Regions from separate parts of the Homo sapiens genome. Here region 1 is linked to region 2. The links are chromatin contacts, found by POLR2A ChIA-PET in ENCODE. All regions are on one chromosome and are shown on one strand. The core of a region is the stretch at or near the end of the contact, and the rest is flanking DNA. Distances in the headings are between cores, read along the strand shown.

Evidence for each region. ChIA-PET counts read pairs that join two places held with the same protein, here RNA polymerase II (POLR2A).
Region 1: POLR2A ChIA-PET joins it to region 2 with 19 read pairs in PC-9. The contact joins the enhancer-like site here to the promoter of ZAP70 in region 2. POLR2A ChIA-PET finds 5 or more read pairs at or near these places in 2 of 52 experiments (PC-9 and activated T-cell).

The regions. Positions count from the first base shown.
Region 1 is chr2:98,707,478-98,712,709 of GRCh38, forward strand. The region is part of intron 2 of MGAT4A (alpha-1,3-mannosyl-glycoprotein 4-beta-N-acetylglucosaminyltransferase A); the gene reads right to left. LOC124906050 (a long non-coding RNA gene) reads left to right here. Exons shown (of 3, transcript XR_007087149.1): 3 at 70-340. Among named protein-coding and RNA genes, the nearest start is that of MGAT4A, 21 kb to the right of the region's middle. Within about 2 kb of position 2,299, at least 5 of the 41 ENCODE cell types and tissues checked have a DNase peak (open chromatin) inside an H3K27ac peak, as active enhancers do.
Region 2 is chr2:97,710,670-97,716,294 of GRCh38, forward strand. It overlaps ZAP70 (zeta chain of T cell receptor associated protein kinase 70), which reads left to right and starts at 2,907. Exons shown (of 14, transcript NM_001079.4): 1 at 2,907-3,005; 2 at 3,247-3,325. RefSeq lists a silencer at 552-741 and enhancers at 2,715-3,688, 4,920-5,435, 5,436-5,625.

The sequences.
Region 1 (5,232 bases), core at 1,049-3,548, 1.0 Mb after region 2:
TCTGCAATAGCCACTTTCTCGTCCTTTAATAACAATCATAATGGTATCTGCCTTTATTTTACCTCCTAGCACTTCTCCCGATGTTACAGCTCCTCTACAATCAACAGCGGAATGAGAGGGGAGAAAAAAATCATACCAGTCTCATGAGAGCTAAAATGACCCTCCCAAGATGAAAGAGCAAGCTACAAGAGAACCAAGGTCTCCAGACTCTAGCGTCTCCCCAGTGATAGCACAGCCATTATTCCTCAGGAAAAGAAAACCATGAACAGCATCTGGAGAGGTCAATCACTTCCACAACCACCCTGCCTGTCCCTTCTGAGAAGGGACCAAATCCTACCATTCCAGAGCAAGGCTGCTCATGTGTAATCTCCGGAGTCCTTTCTGGATCTTCTCTATGACTTAATCCAAACAGTGAGACATCTGTTTGAATTCCACCATTCCACAACATACCTAACCCTCAACAGGACTCGCTTTTAGAAAATGGTTTCAAAGTAACTTAAGTTCCACACTGTGAATCTACATTTTCTGGCTATTTATAAATTTGTTGCCAGTTGCCTCAAGTTTACTTTAATCAACTGTAATAGACCAAAATATATAAGTTAAGCCTACGACATCCTCCCCTATGATGCAGTCAATGTTAGGGGTATTTTAGTGAGCTCAGTTTTTTTTTTTTAAGAGATGGGTCTCACTATGTTGCCCAGGCTGGTCTCGAACTCCTGGTCTTATGGGATCCTCCCACCTTGGCCTCCCAAAGTGCTGGGATTACAGGCGTGAGCCACCGCACCCCGCCAGTGAGCACAGCTGACAACAAGCTGCTTTTCAGGTCCGTGATAAAAGGAAAATATTATAAGATTAATGAGATTTACTAATTAGATATACTCGCTGATAATGTGTTTTATTTTAATGAAAAGCCATGAGATTTATAAGTACCCTCCTCTGCATCAAAACAATAAACCTGAAATCCTAAAGTCTAACATTATGTGTAATTATTTCTAGAAAAAAAAAGTTATACCTGCCGTAAACTTTGGCATATATTTTGCTAGGAAGACACTTCAGCAGTTACACTTAGTAACAAAACAAAGATCCACTGCCTCACTCCAGTTAACACGTGCCTCTTCCAGAAATACCAGCAACCAGTAATGTAGATGCTTCCATTTAAAGGGAACGTTGCTGGAGTAAACAACAGATTTTTGCATGATTCAAGTATCCTTTAACTAATGGCAGCATGAACTGATTTTTCAACCTAAAAACAACAGTTAAACTGGTTGTTTAACCATCAGGTTAAACTAGTTTTTTGCCAGCTTTCTTAAATTGAAACTGTGCACTTAAAAAGAAATGCAACATAAACAATAGGGTGAGAATATAATTAAATACTAGCTAAGAAGATACAGTTTTGTAAAAAGTATACAAAGAAATCACATTGGGTGACAGACAACGTGAGCATCCCAGAAGCTCATCTGTGGAGGACTCATCCAGAGAACACGGCTCTACTGCCCTGGAGGCAGTGGGCATTCCCTGAGAGCCGATTCAGGCTGTACACCCCATGGAGTCAGACACACCTAGGTTCAGACCTTCTTTCTGAATTCACTTTCTAGTCATCTCATATAGCTGGATTAAGTACTTTGCTAATTGCCTGAGTGTCTTCATGTCAAACAGGGATATTAATACTCACTTCCTTCCCTAGAGCTGTAGTGTGGACTAAATGAGACCACGGAGAAAAAGGCGGTCTACAAAGGGTACTCTTCACTGCTCCCAAACACCAACTCTAAGCTTGTTTTCAGTCTATAAGCTACAGGCTTATTTCCCCTGAAATGACAGCACCATACAGCAATAATGGAGGTCCAATCGGTTCTATTATTTCTCTGCACAACTGTCTACAAACAAATGGGACTTTATTACTGATTTAAAAAGGGGAAAACAGGAATGGACAAAGGATAGATTTTGTCTATTTTAGGGAGAATGTTGCAGAATTACAAAAGAGGCAACAAGATAAATGCATATTATGAGGCGCAACAAAAATAAGACATTTTACAAGTCTTGAAGTTCAAGTTTTTAAGTTTAACTTACACCAACTTAATGAAAGAACAACCCAGTAGAAGGGAAAAACCTAACATGGTAGCCAACCACTGGACATCCAGTTCAGGAGTATGAGATTTCCTGGAACATTTACCTCCTTTTTCCACAACTCACACACAGGATTTGTGAAGAATGTTTTTCAAAATTTTTGGTACTTTGAAACAGCAACCAAGCTGCCAACAGAAGCCTCTCTACACACAAGCTTGCCAGGACAAACAAAGGGGTAAATTCAAGCCATGACTGGCCATCTGCCACAGCATAAAGCAAGAGATAAACTAGTTGGCAAACTCTTTCCCTAGCCCACAACACTTTTCACATTCTCCTTTAAGTAAGAAATTCAGGCTACCCAGTTTCCCTATAAAACTCCAGTCCTATTAGAACTTCACTTTAGTGAGCTGGAGTTCACCAACACAGAGCAAAGTCTTAGCCATCAATGAAATCTCACTGAAAAGGAGAGTAGAGCAACATGACTGGTTAAATTGGAAAAAAAAACAATCAATGACCATTTCCCAAAAACAACAGGAACACTTTTGTCCATCACTAACCCTCATAGACACCCAAATTTTGAAGTCTCTAAAACAACTCCTCGTGAAAGGAACTAGGATCTTAAGACATAGCTAATTCCACATCATCAGACAGGAAAATAAAAACCAGGATGGGTCTGCAAGCATGGAAACAGGGTAAGAATGCAAGAGTGCTTTCAAGGATGTCAGGGGAGAATGCAGAAGAGGCAAAGAAAACAGCCTAACATGGTATCCGGTAGCCAGGTTGTGACAATGTAGATATTAAAAGAAAACAAATTATATTTAGTGGATATACATTTGAAAACAAAAAAAGTTATTCCAAAAAAGTTGAAATGCAAAAATTTAAAGACAAGGAATATGATTAATTTTGTGTCAGTTTGGGTTGTTGTTGTTTTTTGTTTTGAGACAGTCTCACTCCATCACCTAGGCTGGAGTGCAGTGGCCCGAACTCGGCTCACTGCAAACTTCACCTCCCCAGTTCAAGTGATTCTCCTGCCTCAGCCTCCTGAGTAGGTGGAACTACAGGCACGCACCACCATGCCTGGCTAATTTTTGTATTTTTAGTACAGATGGGGGGCGGGGAGGCGGACAGTTCACCATGTTGCCCAGGCTAGTCTTGACCTCCGGAACTCAAGTGATCTACCAAAGTGCTGGGATTACAGGCGTGAGCTACTGTGCCCAGTAATTTTTTTCTGAATTTGAATAAGTAGAAGACAGTCAATACATTTGTTATTTCCTTCCTCTAATAAGTATGTCTGCTTATATAGAAAATTTTGTCTATCTGTGTGTACAATAATGAAGGAAGGAAAAAGGAAGTTCTGTGCAAACCCACAGTTTTGGAGCAAAATAAGAAGTATAAGAAGAACGGCGGGTGGGGAGGAAGATAAGCACAGTGGTCACATAAAGAAGTTGGGTTAAAAAAAAATCAGTGATCTGTCGTAAAATAACCAAGATGCTAGACTAGACCTCTTGTCTGAGAAGAAGAAAAAAACTCTAAGTGGCCTTCTAATCAGAAGATCCCAACAAGAAATGCTTAAGTTTGCAATCTCTCTACTAAGTCGATATAATGACAAGTGGTCGGTAAGGAATGCTATTCCATAGGGGAAACACCAGCCTGGGCAAAACTAAAATCTATATGATAAATTTGAGCTCAAAAGGCCTCATTAAACTAACAAGTTAATTTGGAAAAAAAAAAAAAAAAAAGGACCCAGACAACAAGTAACCTAGATTTAAATTACATCGGGGGAAGCAACCAGGTTCCTGGCCCCTACTCAATGCTCAGTCAATAATCCTGATCACATTTGACACGAATGGTCCCAGAAGACACTCACTTTTTTATTTTCCAGCTTGATGAGATTTCTAAAATCCCAGAAAGGTATAAAAATGAGAATTACTATTAACTTTAGGAAGGTTTAGAGATGAAGAAATTAATGAAAAAGCCCATAGTATTGCTAATTAATAATAAGTTTAAATATAAATATGGTAGTTTTACAATATTTGTGCTTGTTTTTATATTGATTGAGGTGTTTGAAGTTCAAAAAAAAAATCAGCTAACCACTTAAGTAACTTACAAGAGAAAAAAAGACATGTGTTCACACGTGCATAAGTACCACGTTAGCCTCAATCATGGCTCACTGCAGCCTCAACCTCCCAGTCCTCAAGCAATCCTCCTGCCTCAGCTTCCTCAGTAGCTGGGACCACAGACAAAAGCCATCACACTCGGCTAATTTTTACATTTTTTGTAGAGATGGAGTCTTACTTTGTTGCCCAGGCTCATTTCAAGGGATCCTCCTGCCTCAACTTCCCAAAGTGTTGGGATTATGGGCATGAGTCACCACACACAGCAGGATATTTTATAGCAAGTAAAATTTAGGATAAAGTAGTAACATAATGACACTCTTCACCAGAAATTCCTGCCGAGCCCTTCAGATCTCTCGTCACCTTTACTGCTACCATCCCTGCTCCCAGCTCTAACAGTCCCTGTCCCCTCCTCATTCCCTCAGTCTCCTCCACTCTTCTCCATCCTTCGTGCATCTGGACCTGTATTCATCAGACCAAACACTACACGTGCCCACTCCTTGGTTCAATCCAACATCCACCTTCCCTATTAACACAGCGAATACCTTTCTCCCCCATTAAATTCCTATCTTCTTTTCAGACCAACTCCAACACCGCTTCTTGTGAGAATCCTTTCCAGAATCCCTCATCTGAATGTGCTGTTTTTACCCCAGTGCTATCATAGCACTGTGTTCACACCTCCATGAATGCATGAGTAACACTACTGATTCTCATCACTTGTCTGGGTCCTTCAGAGATGCACCATGAGAAAGACTCCTTTTTAAAAAGCTGCTGACCCGACAACTGAAATAGTTGTGTACCAATATGTGCACCAAAATACAGGAAAGACAGGTAAATGCTGAAATGTTGTACTTCTGGAGTTTGTTACACAGGTGTGCCCCTTTGTGACAACTCATAGAGCTGTACACTTATGATTTGTGCACTTTTTACATCTTTCTTATACTTAAAACATTACTTAAGAGAAACTGCTCTGAATGCAATAAATATCTAAACCTGCTGAACTGAAGACGGATTCACACGCCAACCCCTCATCTTGGTTAGAAAATCATATTAT
Region 2 (5,625 bases), core at 1,657-4,156:
CCTGGATGGACCTGTTTCCTTTGGGGCTCATTGCACTGGGGTGTATCTCCTCTCGGGCCTGCTGGAGCCTCCACCCTATCTCCCTGCTGCACGTCTCCCAGCAGTGGCTTGTGTTCTCTTAACTGTGCAGCCAGATTGGACCTGCTCAGCTCCAGGTGAAATGGACAGAAAGCCCATCCCTGCCCGGTCTGAGGATTGGGAAGCCTTCCTGGAGGAAAACACGCTTAATTGGAGACCTGAAAGAGGACTAGGAAATAGGCAGGTGAAGAGGTGTGGGCAAAGACCTGAGGATATGGGGGTGACTGATGAATTTCTTCGAGGCTCTTGGCATGAGTAGAGTGAATGTTTACCCCAACCCGATGAGGCAAAGGCACCGCAACTTTCCTAGCCCACATTTCCATCCGTTTGCCCTTTACTGTAAACATTCAAAAGATGCATCCACCTCCTTCCACTCTGGCAGAACAGAGGACCTTATCTGCATGCCAATCTCGGATTATCTGTAGCCCAATCTCAGAGCTGTCTGAGCACTGGGCTTTGTAGTTTCCAGACCAGCCTCTGGGACAGGAAGTGGGGGGCTCAAGGGTTGTAGGGCCAGTGCCTTGCAGAGGCTGGGAATCCCCTTCTCAGGACCTGAAGACCCTGGAAACTGGAAGCCCCCCACCCACACAGAGGCACCCTGTCCCATAGCTGGCTCAGCTTCCAGCTCCCTGGGGCGCTGGCCTCCTTCGGGGAGATATTTTACAACCAAAGTTTTCTTCTTTTATGTCCAGCAGCACGTGGGTGGGGTCAGGCTGCCTGGGCTGCAATCCCACCTGGCCACTTGGCATCTCTTAACCTCTCTGGGCTTTACTTACCTTATCTGGAAAATAGGTTGAATGGCTTATTAATTGTGATGTGCGTACAGCAATGTCTGGCACATAATCAGTGCGACTCTCATTATTGTAGTATGAATGTGATTTGATGCTGTAATTTCTCCTCTCTTCAGGGTGCCGGTGTCTTTTTCTCTCAATACTCCAAGAAATGAGCGTCCAGCATGGATGTGAAGGGATGCTTGCTGCACCTGGAGTTTCAAGATGCCGCTGGGGAAAAGGGAGGCTGCTAGCAAACACCATTTTGGAGGGGGCTGTATGAAGGAGAAAAGTAGCCTAGAGCCGGAACTCAGATTTTCTAAAGGGGATTCAGGCGGCCAGAGGATAGTAGAGGGCCAGAAAGGAGGTCCCCAAGGAGGCTTCGGGGTAGGGTGTGAGGGGATCCTCAGGCAGACTGGGGAGCTGAGCCTGTTGTAACCGAGCGAGTTACAGAGAAACGCCGCACTTTGAGACGAATTCAGGGGTCCTTTATTAGCTGGCGACTGAGAGACAGCTAGTGCTCAAAATTCTCTCAGCCCCAAAGAAGGGGCTTGATTTTCTTTTATACTTTGGTTTAGAAAGGACAGGTGGGGGTCTAAAACAATCTTACAGAAGTAAAGCAGGCAAAAAGTTAAAAGGATAAATGGTTACGGGAAAGCAAACAGTTCCAGGTGCAGGGGCTTAAAATCTATCACAAGGTGATAGACACGGGGCTTTGGGCGTTATCAACCGGACACAAACGCCGGGGCTCTGGGTGCTATTAACCGGGCGAATTCCTGGGAACTGCGGATATAGCTTGCCACAGTATCTTATCAGTTAATTGCATTCTTGGATGTGCTGGGAGTCAGCTTGCACAAATTAAGTCCTTGAGGAAGCGGGGTGGGTAAGGGGCTGCAAATGAAAGAGCCAAGATGGAGTCTGTCTGGCTCTCTTAGCTAAGGGAGAGTCAATTCAGGTTAAAACAAGGTAGGGTATCACAAGCCCACTTAACAAGGGCAGCAGGACCCCAAGAAGAAAAGCTTTAGGAGTCTCCACAGTGGGCCCAGGGCAGTTCCACACAGGTCTCTGAGGCCCCACAGACAGGAGAGCTGTGACGACTCCCTTAGTGCCCAAGAAAGCAAGGAGGTGGTGGGCAAGGGGCTCCCAGAGGCCTTGGGGCACTAGAGGGGAGATGGAGCCGAGGGAGTGGCTCTGCAGGCCCCTCTCTGAGAGAGTGCATGAGGTGTGGCCCCAGGCCCAAGGGTAGGGGGTGCACAGGGTGAGGGAAGGGAGGAGAGGAAGAGGAGGAGGAGGTGGTGGCCACAGCGGGATGGCACTCAGCCAGGTTCAGCTTCGTGGGAAAGGTCCCAGGTGGGCCGGGCTAGCACTGGGGATGCCCTGGCTCTGTGTCTCGGTTGGGTGGCTGACTCCTCCTGGAACGCATCCCTGACATCCTCCAGGCTGGCTTGGGGATACTCTGGGGACACACAGTGCCCAGGCTTCCGGCCTCCCAGCCCTGGCTCCCTGTGGACTCAGCTGCCCCCAACAAGCCTGCGAGCCACTGGAGAGCAAGGGCAGGCTGTCCTTGCCATCCAGATGCCTGGCACAGAAGGGGTTCTCACCTTCGGGGTATGGGCTGACTCAGTGGGTTTCTCCTCCCTCCAGCTCTAACCTGCCTGTGGAATAAACAAATCACTCCTCTGGGTTGTCTAGCTGGTGCAGGCCCCAGGGCGACGCCCCTTTGAGGGGAAAATGGGGGCATTCCAGTTTCCATGAGCCCTGGGACTCCCCTCCTTCCCACCACTGCTGCCTACCCTCCGGTTCCAGGTATGCAGGCTTCCTCCCTTCTGACGGTTCCTGCTGCTGGAGTCGTCCTTCCTGAAACCCTGCCTTTGCTTAGCCTCATTCCCATCTCTCAGTCCCATCCTGCAGCTGGGCAGGCAGTGCTGGGCCCCGGAAATGCCCTCTGCCTCCCTGGAGCACGTGGCCTGTGATTTTCCTTGAGCACAGCACTTTGTGACTTTGATGTAAACATCAAACACAGCCCCCTTTCCTGTCTTCGCATCCAGGAAATAGGTTAGTTTCAGACAAGCCTGCTTGCCGGAGCTCAGCAGACACCAGGCCTTCCGGGCAGGCCTGGCCCACCGTGGGCCTCAGAGCTGCTGCTGGGGCATTCAGGTAAGCGGCTGTCCTCGGGCCTTCTGCCTGTGTCCTGCCACCAGGGCCACCCCAGGGGGCTCTGGGAGACCTGGCAGAGGATGAACCCCCCCCATCCATGAGTGAGAAACCCTGGCGGGGTGTGACATCCTCCCCCGGGGTGTGTGCGGAGAGTGTGAGCGGCAGGGCCTCCCTCTCAGGCTGGGGGCTTGGGCTGCAGGGAAATCCAAACCGGCTTTGTAAGCCCCGATTCCTCACCCAGAACCGGCTCTCCATTGGCATTGGGACCAGAGACCCCGCAAGTGGCCTGTTTGCCTGGACATCCACCTGTACGTCCCCAGGTAAGTGGTGCCTGGGTGGAGTGGCACCTGGCCACCGTCTCCATGGTGGGCTGTGTCTGGAGGAGGAAGACAGAATATTAACTGGGAGTCAGGAGGTTGCTGGGAGGACCAGGAGAGCTGGAGGACTGGGCTGGGTGGTGACTGGCTGGAGATGGAGGCAGACGGGGCTTGTGGCCACGCTGAGGGAAGCAGCTCCCCCTCCAGAGGCTTGGCCGAGCGGGGCTGTTCAGGGGACACGGTGAGGCCTGCTCAGTCCCTGGGCTCCTGCTGGGCCCTGTTTGGCTGCATCCTTGGCTCTCGGAGGCAGAGAAACCTCCAGAGAAAGCGCATGTGCACTCTGTGAAGATGAGGGGGCTGCTCACCAGGGCCGTGAGCTCCATCAGCAGAATGCTGTGATTCCTGTGAGGAGTCCAGGGCAGGCTTGAGCCACTTGTAGGCGAGCTCAGGTTAGAGGAAGACCTGGAGAGAGAAAGAGCAAAACACCGAGTTCTCCTCAACTGCTGTGTGTTCTCGGCAAGTTGCTTGGCCTCTCTGACCTCAGTTTGTGCATCTGTTAAATGCACATGCAGATATGGGCACCTGGCAGGCGCCTGGTTCCTGACTGTTGGCGAGAGGCTGGGAAATGTGTCCCAGGTAGGAAGCATCCCCGACAGGAAGGAACAGGAGTTCATGAGGTGAGCAGCTCGAGATGATTCATTACTCTCGTCTTGGTTGGAACAGTAGGCAGACAGGAGGTGTTTAATAATGCCTTGCTGAGAGATCAGGGTCAGGGACTCCTAAGGTGCCACCTGTGAAGCTGCCTCCTGCTGAATCCAGAGCTTCCTTTTCCTCTTCACACCTGCCCTCCATCCTCAGCCCCACTGCCCTGGCAGTGTTGCGGGGGTGGTGTTGATGTGCACACTCTGGAGCCTGGGGGCCTGGCTTCACATTCTGGCTCTGCCACTCACCAGCTGTGTGACTGGACCAGTCACCGCATCTCTCTGTGCTTCCCTCCCAGGGCTCTCGGGAGGATAAAGAGAGTGACTGTATCCACACTGCCCGGCACATACAGGTGCTGCAGAAAGGTCTCACTAAAACCCTCATTATCCTCACTAGCTCTGGGTGGCCTCGGGCTCTGGACTCCACAGTTCCTGTATGCTCTCCGGGGCTGCAGCACCCAGACCACCCCGTGCTGACCACTCCCTGCCCCACCCCAAGGTACAGGGTTAAGGCAGCCATTCTCATCAGAGCCAATTTTACCTCCTCCCGTCTCCCTGGGACAGTTGATAGTGCCTGGAGACAGTTTGGGTTGTGACCCAGCGGGTGTTACTGGCATCCAGCATGTCCAGGACAGGAATCCTGTGAACAGCCTACAAGGCCCAGGACAGTCCCACCCTGTTCCATTGTCTCTATCAGCCCCTATCCTCCTGACTCACACCGCCTTTTCCCATCTCCCTTTTACAGTCACAGAGCCTGAGGCCCAGAGAGGGACCGCTGCTTGCTGAGGTCACACAGGCAGTGGAGGCCGGAGTTGGGGGCCTCACTGGAGGGGCGGTGGAAGGGCATTGTTCAATCAACAGACACTTGGAGAGTGTGCTGGGTTGGGGAATCTGACCCTGACCCCGCACCAGCCCAGCTCTCCAGGGTCTCCTAATAGACATTTGCTGGAGTGGTTAGTGCTGGCTGCTGCATTGGACAGACCTGAGTTCAAATCCTGGTGGCCCCTTGCAGGCTGCATGTTCTGAGAGTGACATTGACCTCTCCGAGCCTCAGTTTCTTTAGCTGAGGAGTGGGATAACAGTTCCCACCAAATGTAGTTGTGGTGAGAATTAGAATAAATGGCTAATGCTCGCAAAGGGTAGTGCAGTCCCCAGCACAGAGGCTGTTGTGATTGTCCTTACACACTTGACAAATATTTGTGGGGAGGAAGCAGGAGCTTCCATAGAAAACAAGACAGAGCCGTGGGCCCTGCCTCGGGGAGCTCAGCCTGGTGAGGGACTGAGGAGCAGAGACAGAGGCCATCAGGGCTGTGATGTGGGAGGATGGGGACCCTGGAAGCCTAGGGGAGGTGCCTGACCCAGGCTGGGGAGGGGGCAGGGCTCATGGAATGCTTCTGGGAGGATGGGACAACGGAGGAGGCCTGAAGCCGGAGGCCCAGTAGAAGGATGCAGCGCAGTTCTGGGCTGAGGGAATAGCCTGTGGCCAGGATCCTCAGGATGGGCCCCTCCTCTCCCGCCATCCTCCACCCAAGGAAGCCCCTGTGGCCCCTCACCCCTTCCCAGGTGTCAGGTTCCACCGGTGCTCAGAGGCATCCCCACCCA